2 separate regions of the Homo sapiens genome follow, and region 2 is linked to region 1. A link is a loop called in an ENCODE intact Hi-C map of the cell type or tissue named here. Cell type or tissue: OCI-LY7. All regions are shown on one strand. Links, peaks and the distances in the headings refer to the core of each region. The heading gives the core; the rest is flanking DNA. Region 1 overlaps TSPAN9 (tetraspanin 9). Region 2 overlaps TSPAN9 (tetraspanin 9).

The links. Peaks named below come from ENCODE experiments on the same cell type or tissue, not always from the same donor. Only the 100,000 strongest peaks of a DNase experiment are listed, where the experiment ranks them.
Region 2: a loop joins it to region 1, with 8 times the contacts of the local background. A loop is called at or near these places in 3 of 110 quality-filtered maps.

The regions. Positions count from the first base shown.
Region 1 is chr12:3,176,570-3,179,469 of GRCh38, reverse strand. All of the region lies in intron 2 of TSPAN9 (tetraspanin 9), which reads right to left. Among named protein-coding and RNA genes, the nearest start is that of TSPAN9-IT1, 28 kb to the right of the region's middle. In OCI-LY7, for the core only: no CTCF peak of the experiment used is centred there; a DNase peak (open chromatin) is centred at 1,229; H3K4me3 peaks cover 584 bases.
Region 2 is chr12:3,228,177-3,231,076 of GRCh38, reverse strand. The region is part of intron 3 of TSPAN9 (tetraspanin 9); the gene reads right to left. It overlaps LOC124902861 (a long non-coding RNA gene), which reads left to right. Exons shown (of 3, transcript XR_007063161.1): 3 at 760-1,101. Among named protein-coding and RNA genes, the nearest start is that of LINC02827, 71 kb to the left of the region's middle. In OCI-LY7, for the core only: no CTCF peak of the experiment used is centred there; a DNase peak (open chromatin) is centred at 1,296; H3K4me3 peaks cover 978 bases; H3K27ac peaks cover 1,620 bases.

The sequences.
Region 1 (2,900 bases), core at 243-2,742:
GCTCCAAGCAGGGGGACAGTGGCTTCCTCTCTTGTTTCACTTAGGGCAGAATGAGAGGAATGGGCTTAAAATGCAACAGGAAGCCTGCAGAAGACAGAGCTGTTAAAGACGGGAACAGGTGACTGAAGCAGGTGCTAGCTACCACCCTGGGCCGGTTGAACCCCACCCCACCTGGAGTCAGAGTGGGGTGAGTGTCGGGGTGTGTAATGCACCCAGCATGGTCCCTTCCTTCCTAGATGACTTTGGGAGGTGCCTTCCTGTCTGCGGCATCCATGGTTCCAGGATGAGGCAGGATGATGAGTGTGGGGTTGCCACAAACAATGAGCCCTCTCGGCCGGGCCCCGCAGCCTATTTCCAGCTCCTGATAGTTCCTGTCTAATGCCAACATTGACAGAGGAATCCAGGGCATCCTGGGCCCAGCATTGTTCAAATCACACATTCCTCTTCAGAAAAAGCTACAGAATAACTCTCATTCCTCCGCCCTCCCAGGAGAAACCACATCAGAGAATAAGCAACCAGATCCCCACATGTGATGGGGACCAAGGGGGATGGGCGCGAGCCACAGGGTGTCTCCACCATTGTCCATCAGATCCCCCACAGCAGATGCACAGAATGCCCAGAAAGCTAACCTGCCTGACCCACAGCTAAGCCCACCCTCAAACCACACAGCCAAGGGCAAGTGAGCGCGACCAGAGGCCCACCTGTACCCCCACCCAGACACACCACATTCTAAGTGTTAATGTTCTACACCACCCGTCTCGTTGACATTTTGTGAAAACTGCAACTAAACTCTCAGGAAAGGGAAGAAGAGATGTTTATGGAGTGCCTACTAAGCGTCAGGCACCGGGATAAGCACGAGCATCAGAAACCCCTTCATCTGGCAGGGCGCAGTGGCTCACGCCTATAATCCCAGCACTTTGGGAGGCCAAGGCGGGCAGATCACCTTAGGTCAGGAGTTCAAGACCAGCCTGGCCAACACGGTGAAAACACATCTCTACTAAAAATACAAAAGTTAGCCAGGCGTGGTAGTGCATGCCTGTAATTCCAGCTACTCGGGAGGCTAAGGCAGGAGAATCGCTTGAACCCAGGAAGCAGGGGTTGCAGTGAAATGAGAGCACGCCACTGCACTCCAGCCTGGGCAACAAGAGCGAAACAACTCTGTCTCAAAAAAAAAAAAAGAAAAAGAAACCCCTTCATCTCCATGGGTCACCGGCCACAGCTGAAGACAGAAATGCAAATGGAGGGAAAAAACAAAGCACAGCTGTTATGCTAAGCACTGTATGGGGAGTGGATACGTGGGTAGCGGAGACGGTGAGGAAAGTTCATAAAAAAAGATAAGAATGGCAGATACAAAAGCATACAGCGGGGAAAGGCCAGCACTACCCATCCCTGATCAATACCACCACAGGAAAACACCACTGCCCTGTGTGCCCATGACACCATGCCACCTGCAGAACAGAAACCTGCACGACTGAGGGCCAGGGGCTAACCATCTGCCCAGAGACCCATCGGCGGGCAAGACACGGCCCAGACACAGCCGACAGGACCTCACACCCTGGCGGACGAGGACACTGGCCGTCACCCGCCTGTCCTTCTTGAGTAAGAGGGCTCTGACTGAATCATTCTGTGATTAGGAATTTCACTTCTTTGTTTCCTGGTTGTAAACTTGGGAATATTACAAATCATGGAAATCCAAATTAAAACAACCAAGCCATCACTGTTTACCTAGCAGGTTAAGGCTGGGTGCGGTTGCTCACACCTGTAATCCCAGTACTTTGGGAGGCTGAGGCAGGCAAATCACCTGAGGTCAGAAGTTCAAGGACAGCTTGGCCAACATGGCAAAACCCCATCTCTACTAAAAATACAAAAACTAGCTGGGCATGGTGGCAGTCACCTGTAATCCCAGCTAGTTGGGAGGCTGAGGCAGGAGAATCTCTTGAAACCAGGAGGCGGAGAGTGCAGTGAGCCAAGATTGAGCCACTGTGCTCCAGCCTGGGCAACAGAGCGAGACTCCATCTCAAAAAAATTTTCTTGGCCGAGCACAGTGGCTCACGCCTGTAATCCCAGCACTTGGGGAGGCCGAGGCGGACAGATCACAAGGTCAGGAGATCGAGACCAGCCTGGCTAACACAGTGAAACCCCGTCTCTACTAAAAATACACAGAATTAGCTGGGCATGGTGGCAGGCACCTGTAGTCCCAGCTACTTGGGAGGCTGAGGCAGGAGAATGGTGTGAACCCAGGAGGTGGAGCTGGCAGTGAGCCGAGATCGCACCACTGCAGTCCGGCCTGGGCAACAGAGCGAGACTCTATCTCAAAAAAACATTTTTTTAAGTGACAAAATACCTATCAGCTTAAATTTTTTTTTTTATTTAAACAAGGCTACTCAATGCTGGCAAGAGTGTGGCGCATCTCCTGGGGGTCCCACCACCTCCCCACTCCCCCGGCCACCTCTTGCTCATGGACTCCTAACTGGCCTCCCAGCCACTCCTCGTTTTGCCCTGCTGTCCATGGTACTCTTCCCGCTAATGCGGGGCACCTTCCTAATACTCGGCTCTGTGCATTTCACTCGCAGCTGACACACTTCAGTGGCCCCAATTTTCATGGAATATTTAAAGACGGGCTCTGGTGGGTAATCAAGGAAAGACCAGGCAACTCAGGAGGGCCTGAAAGGTGCACGATTCTCAGCCAGGTGTGGAGGCAGATGATGTAAAGATGGGAGAGCTGCTTTCGGTTTTTCTTGGGATTTTCCCTAATGTAGGACAGATACTTTCTTCGCTGAGACGAGGGCCCAGAATAGAGTCTGAGCCACCAAAGGAAAAGGAAGGAAGTCTCAGCAGCAGCTATGTTCTTAAACTATTTAGTCTTCTTTCACAGCTAACTTTTAAATTGTGATTGGACC
Region 2 (2,900 bases), core at 222-2,721, 52 kb before region 1:
AGCACTCTCTCGACTAAGCACCGTTCCCAATTAAAGGCATCCTTCACTTCCCAGGCAGAAGGTTTATGTAGGTCACGCTGGGCCCTTTATAGCATACACCCCCGCCCCCAGCTCCCAACCCTATCTCCGCACCTCCAGGCAGGAAGGTACGCACTGAGATCCTACTGAATGGGGGCCTCCAGATGGGGATCAAGGAGGCCCCAGGGAGTCCTGCAGGGGTCTCCAGGGGGGCCGAGGACAGGTGAGCCTTCCAACAACTTGATATCTCCTCGGGGGAACTGAGGATCGGAGCAGGGGCTGCATGTGGATGAGAACGGGGGTGTGCTGCCGATGGAAGGAGATAACTGAGGGCAGCTGGTGGGACAGGCCGGCATGGACTCTTACCCCTCAGTTCCCAGAGCAGTGTGGGGAAAACCCCTGGGTATGAGGCAGGGTCTCCAGGGGCTGAGGAAACCTTGCCACCCCCACTTTAGAAGACCACACTCCGAAGTGTTGAAGAGCGCTCCGTGGGCACCTACGCTTGCAGAAGCAAATGACTTACTGTTTTCTAGGGACGTTCAGTTCCAGGACATGAAAGAAAAGTCCCTATGGGCGCCACCCTACAATAGAAAACACTACCTTCTTGGTGGTGGGGTGAAGGCAGGCAGGGAAAAAGGAGACGGTGAGATGCAGGCAGGGGAGTCAGGCTCACAAGGGAGGGGGAAGCCTGGCTGTGAGACTATGCCTCAGGAAGACCTGTCTTTTCATCCACTCTTCCAGCTGAACACCAGGAAGTCCTGGAAACTAAACTTGGGTCCTGCTGACCTTCAAAAGCATTCATCCTCCTGGACAACGTGTGATGCCTATAACCGGCACCGGCCTTCCAAGCATCTCCACCCAGAGTCCCCCATAGGCTCTGGGCAATCCTGGGGAGAGACCAGTGATGGGGACGCCTCCATAGAGTGATGCAGGACACAACCAGCTAGTAGGTTTTCTGCTTCGTGGAGAGAAGTCCCAGACAGATGATGGGAGGAGAAGAAAGGAAGGGGGAATAAACAAAGAAAAAGAAAAGTATCTACACACTGCTCCGTTGTGCTCTTGTCTCTTGATGGGGACCCAGCCCTGGATTCTCTCCAACCCAGGGCTTAAGAGGCAAATGTATCCAGCCCAGGGGAGCCAGGTCGGACTCTGGCTTCCCACACAGCAGCAGGGTCCCTGAGATGTCTATGCAACGGAAGCTGGTGCAACCATGCCTGCCTGCCAGAGAGAAGGCTGCTGGGCAGAGAGATGGCTGGAAGGGGCTTCATTTGCATTCAGCCCCAGCTGTGTCAGCCCCAGCTGTGCCTGGCAGGTGCGATGAACCGCTGCAGGCCTTCTTCCTCTCACTCTGGGTTCAGCAAAACCCAGCAGGAAGATGGCACACAGCCCTATCTTTGAGGCATCCTCTACCCCCAGCCAGCCCTGAATCTAGGGCCTTCAGTTTGGCCACAGCCCTCAAATACACGGATAGGTCCTGGTGAAAGCTACTTGCCAGTAAGCCCCAGACAGGGATGCTGCAGAAGGCGGCCAGGCCAGAGGCAAGGGGAAAGCCTCTGATCCTGGGACGACAAGGGAGAGAGAATACATGGGATTTGCTGGGAGCAAGATAATTAGGAAGCCACACAAGAGTGAAATGAGGACGGATGGAAGGAAAGAAGGCAGAGTGAGGGCCACATACCCAGTGCAGGTTCACAGTCAAAGGCACCTCGAAGGCCAGGCCACGAGACCAATGAGGTTGAGACCCAAGGCAGGGATTCATCTTCTTGATTCTATTTGCTGCCCCTTGGTAGGAGGCTGGTACAGATTTGTGGCCCCCACAACTCTCTGGGCCCGAAATGGGACCAACCCCCCAACCCCTGTCCCCTGTGCCCACAGTAGCTGGGGATGCTCTATGCCATGGGTTGAATGGTGGCTCCAAAGATAACTTCATGTCCTAATCCCTGGAACCTGTGAATGTGACCTTATTTGGAAGAGGGTCTTTGCAGATGTGATTATATGAAGGATCTTGAAATAAGGAGATCATCCTGGATGACCTGGGAGGGCTAAATGCCAACAGGAACATCCTTATGAGAGAGAGGCAAAGGGAGGTATACAGAGGAGGAGGAGATGAGGGATTGCAGTGATGCAGCCACAAGCCAAGGAATGCTGGCAGCCTCCAGAAGCTGGGAGAGGCAAGGAAGGATTCTTCCCTAGAGCCTTCGAAGGGAGCATGGCCCTGCAACACTTCAATTTCAGACATCTGGCCTCCAGAATGGTGACATAATAGACTTCTGTTGTTTTCAGCCACCAAGTGTATGGTAATTTGTTACAGCAGCCCCAGAAAACCGACACACCCTGGAAGGGAGCTGTGCCAAGATACCTCCCAGCAACATCAACTGTACCAACATCAACTCACGCTGAGACTGAAAGGAGAACGGGGCGCTGCTCTGCAGCCAGGCAGCACAGGGCTCAGCACTAGAGCTAGGAGCACTCACTTCTAGGCCTGCCTGCCAATAGTGGGGCCTTTTTCATCCACCCCATGGGGTGGGGAGGGCATGAGCAAAGCCTCAGAAATGATTGCCTAAGCTAGTCCTGGATCTTCCCCCTAGTGCTTGTGTGACTGGTCCCCCAACACCTCTGAGATTTAGTATCCTCATGCGTGAAATGGGGACTGAAAAGCAGGATGTGAGGAGAGCTTATTTATTTCTTTTTTAAGAGAGAGGGTCTGGCTCTGTTGTTCAGGCTGGAGCGCAGTGGTGCAATCACAGCTTACTGCAGCCTCGATCTCCCGGGCTCAAGTGATCCTCCAGCCTCAGCCCCCCAAGTAGCTGAGATTACAGGTGCATGCCACAGGTGCATGCCACCACATTTGGCTAATTTTTCTATATTTTTTTGTAGAGTTG